Linked DNA regions of Homo sapiens: region 2 is linked to region 1. A link is a contact called in ENCODE Hi-C or POLR2A ChIA-PET data. All regions are on one chromosome and are shown on one strand. Each heading gives the region's core, a stretch centred on a gene start or an enhancer-like site at or near the end of the contact. The rest is flanking DNA. Distances are from core to core; before and after follow the strand shown. Region 1 overlaps LINC02815 (long intergenic non-protein coding RNA 2815). Region 2 holds the start of ACTA1 (actin alpha 1, skeletal muscle).

Region 1 (6,593 bases), core at 1,716-4,215:
ATATATCCCTGGAAGGTACAGCAGCACCCCCCAGTCTGCAGTTGAATGAACCATGGTCCAAAGACAGGTGAGTATGGTGCGGTCAGATATGTCGAGAGAAAGAGAAACCACATTCACATAACTTTTGTTACAATATATTGTCATAAATTGTTCTATTTTATTGTTATTGTTAATCTCTTACTGTGCCCAATTTATTAACTCAACTTCGTATTAGGTATGTATGTGCAGAGGAAACAGCAACATAGAGGCCCGTAGGCGTTATCGTTAGGATGTTTGTCCTGCAAACTGCATGTTGAAATTTGATCCCCAATGTTGGAGGTGGAGCCTAATGGGAGGTGCTTGGGTCATGGGGGCGAATCCCTCGGGAATAGATTAATGCCCTCCCCTGAGAGAGTGGGGAGTTCTTGCTCTGTTAGTTCCCTTGAGAGCTGGCTGTTAAAAAGAGCCTGGCACCTCCCCTCTCTCCCTTGCCTCCTCTCTCGGGCATAACTTCTGCACTCACTGGCTCCCTTCACCTTCTACTGAGAGTGGAAGCAGCCCGTGGTCCTTGCCAGATGCTAATGCCCGATCTTGACATTTTCCAGCCATCAGAATCATGAGCCAAAGAAGCCACTTTCCTTTATAAATTGCCAGCCTTCTGTATTCCTTTAGAGCAACAAGAACAGACTCAGACAATAGGGTTCGGTACGATCTGAGGTTCCATGCATCCACTGGGGAGTCTTGTAACATAACCCCTGGGAAGGGGAGCTCTATTATATTAAGCCTTCCTTTGTCACCTCCTCAGACAACTCTTTCCACGGGGACTTTCTCAATTTTTGCCCAATTTCCACATATATGAATTGAAGCCCACGCTGTGCGAGACACTGAGAGGTTATCATGATGGATTGACAGAGCTTCTCTCCTGGAAGAGCAGCTGGGGAGTTCTGCCTGGTCATATCAGGAAATGTCTGGGGCAGGGAGAGGACGGACAGCTATTAAACCTCAGGAGAAGCCAGAAAGGAGATCATGTCTGAGCTGGGGGCTGGAGGGAAGGGTAATGAGAATTCAGACCTGAGCAAAGATGGAGGCATCATTGGAGAGGAGACGGAGCAAATCCTGCAGTCAAAGCAGGAGCCAGGCTGGGAGGAATCCACAGGTGCTCGTGGGAAGGCAGCATCAGTGCTGGGAGGAGTCGGAGCTGTTCTCCAGCATCTGCTCCCCAACAGAGGTCATGGTCCTGCCTCCACGATGCATTCCTGCCTTGCTGCTGAGTGGCCTGCAGGCTCCTTGACATTCGTCTTTCCATCAGGCACTTGGCATCACCCCTGGAACCCTATCTGGTGAATAAACAGGAACCATCTTTCCTCTTACAAGCATCCATCAAAGGATCTGAGCAGAGGAATGATGTGGTCGGATGGGAGCTTTAGGGAAGTATCTTCACCATCCGATGAGAGAGAGGCTAGAAGGGACAAGGAAGGCAAGAGGCGGGTTAGGAGCTGATTGTGATAATCCCCTCGGCCTGGCTCCTCCAGCACTGAAGCACTGCCCATGCCCAGTCCCCTCCATCTGAAGACCTGACTGCAAGCCCAGTCTCAGTGGCCCAGCTCTGGCCACCTGCCCTGAGCTCCCCTGAGCTGGCCCGGACCTTCTCATCCTCTCAGCCAGTGATTTGAGTCTGATCCTCAAGCCCGGCCATCACTGCATCCGTTCAGGTCACAGGTATTACTGCACACCTGCTCTGTGCCAGGCAGCTCCTCGCCCACTGAGCCCCAGAGGATGTTCCCTTTGTGCTTTTGTTGGCACTTGTGGTGACAGAGGTGGCTGGTCACTTGTCAGGTCCTGGCAGAGTCTCTATGCCCACTCGCTTCACAGCAGAAGTGCCACCTCCTCCTTGGGCAGGCAAACCTGCCCAGGGGAGGGGTACAGGAGCCCTGAGGCAATCTCTTTGGCTTGGTTGTAGAGGCCCACTCTTCCTATCTTGGGAGCTCATAGGTTGTAAAAAGATGAGGGAATGGGCTTGGACAGGACCTATTTGCAGCCCTCCTAAGAAGGGCCTGGGCTTTTCTGACTTGGAGTTCCTGGTCCTTATCAGGCCCACGCATGGTGGGTGGAGAGGTCTCCTGCCAAGGTACCCTGCTTTGTTCCCAACTTCCCCTGCCTGAGTTTAAGTAGGGAAATACTTGGTTCCATGAAAAGCAGCTGTAATAAAGGTAGAGCTTCTCATACACATGACCCACCCAGCCTCCAGCCCCTCAGGAAATGCCATGTGTAAGGACACACAGGTGGACCAAGGCAGCCAGAATAGGTTCTTGCCCCTTTGTGTGGAGCTCTTTCAGGCACTGCCGTCTCCTGGGCATCCCCTTTGCTGCTAGAGTCAGACCTCTGTGCAGACCAGAAGCAGCTTCCGCAGGTGGCACTCTGCAAAAGGCTCACTTTCCATTCCTCAGCCTCCTGTCATCTGGCTGCTGCCACTGCATTCCCTACCTTCTTGCTTGCCCCTTCCTTAATGCCCATCTGTTTGTCTCTGTTTTTCCTGCTCCACTGCTTATACCCCAAGCCCCCAGCATTGCTGGTTCATCCCCTGGTGGTCCAAGTCCAAAGAGATTGCCCACTCCCTAGAAACGAGAAGCTCCTCTTTGCTTATCCAGACCTGCAGATGAGTGAAAAGCCACAGAGAAGATTATGTGGTTTGCAAACTAAGAAAAGAGGAGGTTGACCCCTGTATTAAATACACTGACTCTTAAAAGCTACTCTAATTTGGAAGGAAAAAAGGAACTATTGAAGGATCCTTATTACTCCCTGAGAAATATTGCTGTCTCCCACTATTGCTCTGAAAGAACCAACTCATTGGTAAAAGGTTTCCAAGCAAATGTTATGCAGGACCTGTCAGGAGCTTGGACTTCACCTGTTAAAGAGTAGACCGCCATGAGGAAGCATGGCTTGCAAGCCAGGGAGGCAGGTGATGGCGCTGGAGCCCCACGGTGATATTCGTGGGAGCAGCACCCTCCCCACCTGGGGACGGGTTCTCCTGAGCAGGTGGATACTCCACGGCAGGGGCTTGCAGTCTGGTTTCCTAACCATATTCTCAATGGGACAGAGTCCAAGTTTCGGAGCGCAGAATCCTGACTCTGCCAGTTAGGACAGCCTGGAAAGCCCTGAGAGAAGCCTCAGGAAAAGCTGATCTTCCTGGAATAAAATTGTTTTCCTGCAAGTGGCCCCTGAGTATCCAAGGGCCCCAACGATCCTAGCAGCTTTCTGAGTGGGAGTGACTACTCTTTAGAAAGAATTGATGCCATGTAGTAACTGGCTCCCCAGCCTGAACACAAGAGCGGGAGGGAAGAGCTGAACAATTACTCCATTGAAATCATCTTCACGTGCACTGCAGTGTGGGAAGGTGGTTTGATAAAGCCTGGCTAATGTTAAATCTCTGTAAGGATTAAAGGGTTGATTCATTAATAATTACCTGCAGTACTATTTGCGATTCTGTTGCCCAAGACAACATCTTTTAGGGCAGCTTTCTTTTCATGGCCATTAAGAAATTATTAATAATTGTGATTTAGTGAGAAATTATTAATGACTTCTTAATGGGAGCGGAGAGAAAGCTGACCTAACAAAACCGTCATCTTGAGCAGCAGAATTGAAAATAGCCCTGTAGTTAATTATTATTAAAATCAGTTATAGAGATACTCATTTTTTCATTAAGTAAAATATGTATTGTAGAATAGATACCCAAGTAATACGATTTTGAACGATACAGCCAGGATTTTTAAATGCTTTATTGTTGCTCCCATAAATTCCTCAACTACCAAAATTTGTGCTGGGAAAACTAATCCTTCCTATCTTGCTTTCTTGGGTCTCTAGAATTATCTTCCTTTCTGCCCTCAAAAGGATGTGATCTGCCACATTTCCAAACACCCGCTTCCCCTCTTGGGATCTCTGTCTTGGTGGTTATATCCTTTCTGGAATATAATTGTGGGTGAACTTGCTTCATCATCTCATTTTTATTATTGTTATTATTATTTTTATTCCCTGAGGGGCACTAGGCCTAGGACATCTATACTTTGTGTTAAACACCATATGGTTTATCCACAACACACACCTGGTAAATGTGTCTGAAATGACTACTCAAGCCCCGAATCAAAATGTGGTCACTCCCATGGTGTGCAATGGAAAACTGGCCCTCAAAGAGGCCGCACTGAGCGTCCAAGACCTGGGTACTACTGCCCCCAGTTGAAATCTTAATTTTAGTTCTATCCAAACTATAAAGCTAGGAAGCTTTGGCTCCTTCCCTAAAGAAGCCGCATTTCCCACTCATTGCCATGCCCCCTAATTGGAAGGAGAACCCACATTTTTTTTTCCTGAATCCAAAGTCTTAGTCTGGAAGTGGTGCTGTTCTCTACACCTTCATCTATGTTCTATCCTCTCAGCCAGCTTCTCCTCCCTAAACCAATGGACATCTTGAGAGCTCATGTTTTCATGTTCCTGTGGGAAGTTTTTAGACAAATAAAATTAGGAGATGTGGGATGTGGAGAACAGACAAAAGTTAGACGGAGGGTCAGCATGACTATAAGATCAAATAAAGAAAGATGCAGTTGGTGTTTTTATTTTTATTTTTTTTACACTGGGAATTGTTTGGTGTTTTTATTTTTGAGCCAGGGTCTCTGTTGCCCAGGCTGGAGTGCAGTGGTACCACCATAGCTCACTGCAACCTCTGCCTCCCAGGCTCAAGCGATCTTCTTACCTCAGACTCCAGAGGATCTGGGACTACAAGGCTCTTGCCACCACGCCCGGCTAATTTTTGTAATTTTTGTAGAGAAGGGGTTTCACCATGTTGCCTAGGCTGGTCTTGAACTCCTGAGCTCAAGCAATCCACCTGCCTTGGCCTCCCCAAGTGCTGGGATTACAGGCATAAGGCTCCTTGCCCAGCCGCGGTTAGTGTTTTTAAGCACGAAGAAAAGAAATGTATTTCATCTGCTATCTGGATCCATGTGCTGTAACTAGAGACAAAATAATCCTTGAAGGGACCTGAAAACTTACTTTCAGATGTTTTTCTGGGATACATCACTTTGCTAGGTGGTAACTCAGGCAAGCATAGAGGGTGTGACCGTACTGGTTTTCTTTATAAATCAGATATAAGATGAGAAACAAAATGCATAAGGATGCCTCCACTAAAAGGTCAGAAGAAAGATGGAGGCGGTGGCACACGTAAGACAAGTTAGCAGAGGAGGGGGAAGGTGATGTGGAGGGAAATGAGGTTAAAAAAATTAACTGAAGAACATACATGGGCAAAGAAATTTAAAGATAAGGCTATATTTTGACTAAGCAGGTTTAGTCAGGCAACAGAGACAAAATTCCCTCAAAATTAATTTCAATGAACATAATTCTTTTTTATTATAGTTTTTAAATTTATATATAATAGTTGTGCATATTTTGGGGGTACGTGTGAGATTCTGATACCTGTATGCCGTGTGTGATGATCAAGTCAGGGTAATTGGGATATCCCTCAGCTCAGACATTTATCCTTTCTTTGTGATGGGAACATTATAATTCTTCTCTTCTAGTCACTTTGAAATTTACAATAAACAACTGTTAACTGTAATTTTCCTATTGTACTATCAAATACAATGAACATAGTTCTTAATGACAGACATCAGAACTTAGAAGTTTTCAAGATGGGAGCAGAACAAGTTTTGATCAAATGTACACATTCTTAACTTGTGAACTGACCACCCCAATCAAAACAGATTTGAGCAGCACTCTGAGAGAGGACACGTTGGAAACCACAAAGGAAGTGGCTAGTGGGAAGGTGCAGGGATGGGGAAGCCCCAGGAGGCCTGGAGCCAGCCCTCAAACTCAGAGCCACAGCCAAGCGGACTACAGACAGCCATTCTGTTGCTGGAGGCATCAAAGCCTTGTATGAAAGAGGTCCAGTTCTGATGCCCACACTATCCACAAATGTTAATTCTTCTCAGTGAACCCCAAAGCAAACTTGTGAACAATGAGGGAAGCCTTCAATTAAACTTTTAAGCATTCTTGAACCTCCCCTCTGCAAATACTTATTTGTGTTATGGGTAAGTTTTGAGTTACAGATTGTCGACATGGGGGATGGATTCAAATGATTCAGCTACATTTCAAAAATTCTCAAGCTAGAGATCAAGTTTGAAATGAGTATGGATCTAGAAGAAGCTGAGAAAACAATTCTAGGAGATTTAGACGAACCAAAATGTATTTCTTCTCCCCAGTCCTAAACTAGTCCATGTTTTTGTTCTAAGTGGCCTGCTGTACTTTTGTAAAACAAAAAGACCACCCAAATCTCTAGTATTCTGCGGCCTATATAATCAGTGGGCAGAGTGAATTTTCCTTCCTTGCCATGGACCAAGAAGAGCCTCATACACCCAACTGTGGCCTCACCAGATTGTTTTTAGCCTGATGATGAGCCTCTATTAAACCCAGAATTTCTTTGTCCCAAAGAAGGGTCATGTGTGTTTAACAGACATAAAATCTGCACTAAGTGGGAGTCCTGGGCCAGCCTGCTGCGGCCTGTGCATGGTGAGAGGGAATCCTGCATAGCCCATCTGCTGCAGAAGAAGTTTCCAGAGAGGAAGAGAGGCCAC
Region 2 (6,823 bases), core at 1-2,500, 310 kb after region 1:
CGTAGGAATCTTTCTGACCCATACCGACCATGACGCCCTGCAGAGCCGAGACACCACGCACCCGTTAACGCCGCTCCGGGTGGCACCAGGCTGGCTTACGCGGGGACCCCGAGCCGGCTCCCTCTGCGGAGGGGCAGCCTGACCTGGTGTCGGGGGCGGCCCACGATGGACGGGAACACGGCCCTAGGGGCGTCATCCCCGGCGAAGCCGGCTTTCACCAGGCCGGAGCCATTGTCGCACACGAGGGCGGTGGTCTCGTCTTCGTCGCACATTGTGTCTAGTTTCTGCAAGGACAGGGAGACCGCGAAGAGGCGCGGTGCATCAGCGCAGAAGTCTCAGCGGCAGGGGGGGGTAAGCCTGGCTGGCCCCGACGTCCTCCCTCCCCAGGAACCTAGGGACATCTCCTGCCGGAGCCACTCAAATTCTGCCAGGGCGGCGACCAGGGGTTCTCTTCTCGACCTTTGCCCCGGCTAAGGGCTGCCCTGAACCAGGAAAAGGGGCACAGGGTCGCGAGACCCCACTGAGAAGTCCTCTGTCCACATAGCCAGGGGAACATGTTCCCCAAGACCTGTCTGCCCTCCCTGCCTGACACCTGTTCCAGGAGCTGGACGCTAGTGCCCATCCTCTCTGCGCCTCCCTGACCACATCTGTCACCTAGGGAGATAAGGCCTCAGCACTGCCTGCTTGCTGGGCCAGCGTGAGGGTGGAAGGAGATGCCCATGGGAAAGGCGTTGGCACCCCATCCAGGGAAGAGTGGCCTGTTAGGAACCCTGTGACATTTCAAACTCAGAAAGGGCCTTTTCGCCTGTTGGAAACCCAGAATGGGTGGTCCTGGCTGCTCGCTCATTCGCTCTAGCGCTAGTTTGGAAGGGAACTGCCTTGGCGACAACTAAAGCAAAACCGTTTATCTCCCTAGGCACATCCTACATGCCAGGTAAAGGAGCCCAAAGGGGCTAGAGAAAAATTTGGAGAAGTCTAATTTCCAGAGGCTGACTGTCTTGCCTCCTTTTTAAAGCGCGTGTGGCTCCGGAGACGAGGCACAGCGCTCAGGGCGCAGGCCTGGGGCTGACCAGGTGAACCGACTGGGTTCTGCCCCGGAGTCCTTCAGGTTCCCCTCGGTAGTGCCCTGTCCCCCTGTCCCCTCCCAACTCCTGCCCTACCTGGGCGGGTAGCTACAACTGCTACTCTCGGCTCGGGCCCTGGTCGCCGCGGAGGGGAAGCGAGGCTTCACTTGGCGCTGTCCGCTGCGGTGGCCGCTTGTCCCTCTGCTCAGGTTTTATATAGCCCGCGGGCATTCCCTCCGCGCCACCCCGCAGGAATGTCGCTGCCCTTCTCGAGCCATATTTGGGTGTTGGGCACTAGAGCCCCCTCCCTCGGCCGGTTCGCGGCCTGGGCCCCCGCCCGGGTCCCCTGCGTTGACCAAAGAAGGAGCGGGTTGGCCCGGTCCCAGGTAACGCGGGCCGGGCCGTATATGGAGTGTCTCCCTAGCGGGTTTGCCCCTCCTGACCCGACCCAGTTGCCCGCCGGAGGGGATGGGGTGGGGCGAGGGTCACCGCGTTCGCCGGTGGGTGCATGTGTGCGCCTGCGCTCCGGGAACCGCACCTGTCCCAAAGGCCTCCCCAACCATGTCCACTCTGAGCGCCCTGGGCGCTCGGGAAGGTGCCTGACTGCTGACTTCCAATATTTCAACTCCTCTTCGGGTTCTTTGCTCAGATCCCCAAACTCCCACTTGCGACTACCGGGAAGAGGGAGTCGTGTGGAGTGGTGGGCTTGGGAGGATTGGAGAAGCAGTCACTCCTGAGTCTCAGGAAGGGAAGGAAGGCGAACTCCCTCTCCTTTACGCCCCTGGAACTCCATTTCTCTCTTCCCACCCCCGAGCTCCCTGAATCCAAAAAGCTGAGCCACGTCGACCCCTTCCCCCACCGCACAGAGGGCCACCGGCGGCCGGAGGGCGCGCAGCTGTCGCAGGATAGACAACTGGCGGGGGGAGGCGAGGGCGGAGCGCCGGGGAGGAGGCGCGGGGGCTCCCGGGGATAGGCCTGTCAGGCGCAAAGCCTGAGCACACGGAGCTGTCCGCCTCAGGGACGCGCAGCGCCCTTGGGTCTCCTAAAGGGATTGAAGGGGTGAGGGTTCCCCTCCTGTAGGACGCACTGGCCCCAGGTTTTGGTGGGCTGAGGCCCTCCCCCAGCCTCTTTGGTGGCACTATGTGTGTCCCTCTCCTGGGGCTGAAAGACAAGGGTCACAACCCAGGACTGGCTAGACCTGGAGTGGAGGTGGAGATGGGTGAGGGGCTCTTCCTAGATGAGGCTTAGCTGGTCCTTCCTCCCAATAAATTGGAGGGGGTGGGGGGACAAGGACGCGGCACTCTAGGATGGGTGGCAGTTTTTCCTTCTGCAAAGGCTGAACAAACTCATCTTTATATTTAGAGGATGATGCCTGCCAAGGCCGGGCTGCCTCCCAGTCCACCTTGTAGTCATCATTTACCAGAGCCTGCTGCAGGTTCTATTTATATCACTGATATATGGGGCTATGCCTTTCAGATTTTCTAGAAGGATTTGGAGCTACTTATGGTAAAGTAGAGTGGGGGTCAGCAGAGGTTACCCAGTTGGTGCCTGTCCCTCTCTCTCTCTCTCTCTCTCTCTCTCTCTCTCTCTCTCTCTCTCTCTCTCCTTTTTCCCTAAGACAAGGACAGTTCTAACCTTGTGGAGGGCACAGGAGGAGCAGTCTTCTGTGATGAACTCAGGGACATGCTTTAAGGGGGTACATCAGTGATGTGGTGTGGGCCAGAACAGAATCACTCATTTTTCGGATGTGCTTAAGTGCTCCTAAAATAGTTGCAATTCACTTTTGGTAGTGGAACCCAGCAACTGGGACAGGTGTGGATTCTCTAAAAGGGGGATGGAAGCATATGCGACCCTCCTCTGTAGCCCACATCATGGCAGTTCATCCCAAAAATAAACAAGTATTAACAAAAATGTTCTAGTGAATAAAATGCTACCTTCCTAAAAATGATCAATTAAAAAATAAGGAGTTTGACTAGTATAGGGACTATGCGGTGAGGATAAAGTCTCCTATGGTTCCATATTTAGTTCTTCCAAGTATTTTGGAGAGTAAGTGAATAATTGACAGAACTGTATTTCCTTTTTAACATCCTGTGTCCTCCTGTGTCAGCGAGTAGTGGAGATACTAGAAAAAAACCACTTAGCAAATGAGCTGCATGTAACGTAAGGGGACTAGCTTACATTTGGGCCTTGAAGGTAGGAAATTTGCTGCCGTTCACTGGATACCTCAATATTTGTGCGCATTCCAAAGGAGAATGGGATTGTCACTATTTTTCAAAACTCTTGCTCAGTTCAACTCTTACCTTTCCTTACAGAAAGCTTTTCTAAGCTCAGTCTGTTACATTCAAACCCACACTAAAAGCTGACCATGATTAAAAACACTCACAAGCGAACAGAGACCTGCTAGTACAGCAAACTGTGGGAGATGGCCCCTGAGGTGGCCAGCCAGGCATCTGTTCCCTGCCCACATGATTTGCGGCTGGTTTAAATAGTCCCTGACAGGTCACCACAGGCCACCCTCAGTCCCATTCTGGTCTTGTTGCATTCTCATTGGCTTAGAGAATAGACTGAATGGTGGGTGGCAGAGCCACGTCTCCATACATGTATGTTTTGGGGGAGCGCAGCGGCGCCCTGCTCCGCCTTTTGAGAACTGTCACTAAGTAAAGGTCAGCCATGTAGGGTATGCTTGACAGGGAGTTCCTGCTTCTAAGTTTTCAGGTGCAGCCTCAGCTCTTCATACCCTGACCGGGCCCTTCTGCTACCACTACCCCGGTGTGTTCACACTTCCCTTCTCTCCAATTGTGCCCCTCAACACTCCACACACCCGTACCCCAATCTTGCTCAGTTCCAGTCTTCCTACTGTGTTTCCTATCAATTTAAACAGGAATTGGTAAAACACTTTATAATATGCTTTCGTGTTTCAATTAACCGTTTAACTATCCTAAGGTAAATAAGATAGGTATTACTCATTCCAGTTTTTTTTCTTTTTTAAAGAAAACTGAGGCTTAATGAGCTAAAACACACCCCAGGTTCCACAGCAGCCAGTGGAGGAGACGGGCTTGGGCTGTCCTTCCTTCTACTGCCAGTGGCCAGGGAGGGCAAGGACTGCTGCTTCTCTCTAATCCTCACCAACACTGGGTACAGTTCGAAACAGAACAGGCCCTTGAGGGATCTTTCCCAGTAATGAGCCAAAGACATCCTGACATGAAAAGCCGTAGCTTCCCCAGAAACTCAGCTTTGAGGGGCTGGCTGGGCACTCCAAGTTAGAGATATTCCAGGAACAGGGTAGACAAAGACCAACTCATTCTCACAAGCTACTTAAAAACGTCGGGTCGGCCAGGCGCGGTGGCCCATGCCTGTAATCCCAGCACTTTGGGAAGCCGAGGCTGGTGGATCACTTGAGGTCAGGAGTTCAAGACCAGCCTGGCCAACATGGTGAAACCCCGTCTCTACTAAAAACACAAAAATTAGCCAGGCGTGGTGGTGCACACCTATAATCCCAGCTACTCGGGAGGCTGAGACAGGAGAATCACTTGAACCTGGGAGGCAGAGGTTGCAGTGAGCCGAGATCCCACCACTGCACGCCAGGCCTGGGCAACAGAGAGAGACTCCATCTCAAAAAAAAAAAAAAAAAAAAAGTTGAGTCAACTCCTGGCAGCCCAAAGAAAGGGCTTGGGCTTGGATTTTCTACTTTTTCCTCCTCCTGAAGCTGGTGGTTTTTGCACTCATGGCCACCTCTAAGAACCTGATGATTCATTGGAGCAGTGCCCTCTCTTCAACATTCTTTATACCCAGAATATCATGAACTGGTTAGGAGCTTGCATTCTGGAATCAAGCAGAGCTGCATTTACCTTCCCCTCTGACTGGCTATGTGATCTTGGACAAGTGACTTTCCAGAAAGCATTCTCAACTCACAATACTCCTTAAGACTGATCTGAGGATTAAAACCAGGTGAGAGCTGAGTGCGGTGGCTCACGTCTGTAATCCCAGCACTTTGGGAGGCCCAGGTGGACAGATCACTTGAGGTCAGGAGTTCAACACCAGCCTGGCCAACATGGTGAAACCTGGTCTCTACTAAAAATACAAAAAAATTAGCTGGGCATGGTGGCGGGTGCCTGTAATCCCAGCTACTAGGGAGGCTGAGGCAGGAGAATCTCTTGAACCCAAGAGACAGGCTGCAGTGAGCTGAGATTGCGCTACTGCACTCCAGCCTAGGAACAGAGCAAGACTCCGTCTCAAAAAACCAAAACCAAAACCAAAAACAAAACAACAAACTAGGTGAGTACCTAAGACATATGAAACATTCAGCACATGGTGCCATGTCTTGCTTCCAATGACTAAGGGCTTGGGGCAGGTGCACACAGTGCAGTGGCAGAAAAGGTGAGAAAAGAACATTAAAGTCATTGGCCTGCTCAGTATACACACATCAATGTCACTGCAACTGAGCAAGGAGAGTCAATGTCATGTTCACCGTATTTGGAGGGCATAAAGATTTTTGTACAAAGATTTATTCTAGCATTATTTAAAATGGTCAAAAAAATGTGTCTTTTGAGAGAGAGCTACAGCAAGAGAATAAGGGCTGTTACATTAATTATGGTTCTGCCATATGGTAAAGTATCACGCATTTAAAACATTGTATTCTAAATAATAATTAAGATGGGCATTCTCAAAGGGGGAAAACTTGGTTCTTAGAGAGTGAAAAAAATTCAGATAGTACAATGGTTTATGGCTTCCAAAGGCCACAGTACATTTAAAAGATAGTCGGCCAAGTGTGGTGGCTCACGCCTATAATCCCAGCACTTTGGGAGGCCGAGGCAGGCAGATCACCTGAGGTCAGGAGTTCTAGACCAGCCTGGCCAACATGGTGAAACCCTGTCTCTATTAAAAATACAAAAATTAGCCAGGCATGATGGCGGGTGCCTGTAATCCCAGCTACTCGGGAGGCTGAGGCAGGAGAATTGCTTGAACCCAGGAGGCAGAGGTTGCAGCGAGCCAAGATCGCGCCACTGCACTCCAGCCTGGGTGACAGAGCAAGACTCCATTTCCAAATGAATGAATGAATGAATGAATGAATGAATGAATGATATATAGTAGGTCTGTGGTATTACACTTTCTTTGGAGTGGGAGGTGATTAGGAAAAACTGTCTAAAAAGGCTCCTCAGGAGGGGTGATAAAAAAAAAAAGGTCAAGAAACACTGGATTAAGGATACAGCAAAATGCTCACATCTCCCATGAGAAAAGTAGGTTACAAAATGAAAAAGCATATGCAGTCCAAAAGTCTATTTCATAATGGTGACTAATTATTTCCAGCTGGTGGGATTACAGAGGTCTATTTTCTTTTTCATTTTCTACAGTGTTTTTCTTAAAATTTAGAATTACATAATATTATTTGAGACAGGGTCTTAATCTGTCACCCAGGCTGGAGTGCAGTGGTGTGATCATGGCTCACTGTAGTCACAAACTCCTGGGCTCAAGCAATCCTCCCAACTCAGCCTCACAAGTAGCTAGGACTACAGGCACACATAACCATGCCTGGCTAATTTTTGTAATTTTTTTTGTACAGACAGGGTCTTGCTGTGTTGCCCAGGCTGGTTGTGAATTCCTCAGCTCAAACGATTCTCCCATCTTGGTCACCCAAAGTGCTAGGATTACAGGTGTGAGCCACCATACCTGACCCAGTATTATTTTTTTTAAATGTATCTTGGTTTTTAATGAGTGGATTTGTTTACACGGGTGTGTGTGTGTGTATATATATATATATA

What was found. A loop is a pair of places that touch in the nucleus more often than their neighbours do. ChIA-PET counts read pairs that join two places held with the same protein, here RNA polymerase II (POLR2A). Pooled maps may share reads with other maps.
Region 2: a loop to region 1 is called in a map of IMR-90, with 3 times the contacts of the local background. The contact joins the promoter of ACTA1 here to the enhancer-like site in region 1. A Hi-C loop is called at or near these places in 1 of 168 maps with a recorded cell type or tissue (IMR-90) and 2 of 50 pooled maps. POLR2A ChIA-PET finds 5 or more read pairs at or near these places in 1 of 52 experiments (Panc1).

What each region holds. Positions count from the first base shown.
Region 1 is chr1:229,121,676-229,128,268 of GRCh38, forward strand. LINC02815 (long intergenic non-protein coding RNA 2815) reads right to left here. Exons shown (of 5, transcript NR_186727.1): 2 at 1,051-1,438. Among named protein-coding and RNA genes, the nearest start is that of LINC02815, 30 kb to the right of the region's middle. Within about 2 kb of position 2,966, at least 3 of the 41 ENCODE cell types and tissues checked have a DNase peak (open chromatin) inside an H3K27ac peak, as active enhancers do.
Region 2 is chr1:229,432,844-229,439,666 of GRCh38, forward strand. It overlaps ACTA1 (actin alpha 1, skeletal muscle), which reads right to left and starts at 1,251. Exons shown (of 7, transcript NM_001100.4): 1 at 1,161-1,251; 2 at 144-284; 3 at 1-37. The coding sequence starts at 272. RefSeq lists silencers at 959-1,253, 4,725-4,925, 5,391-5,470.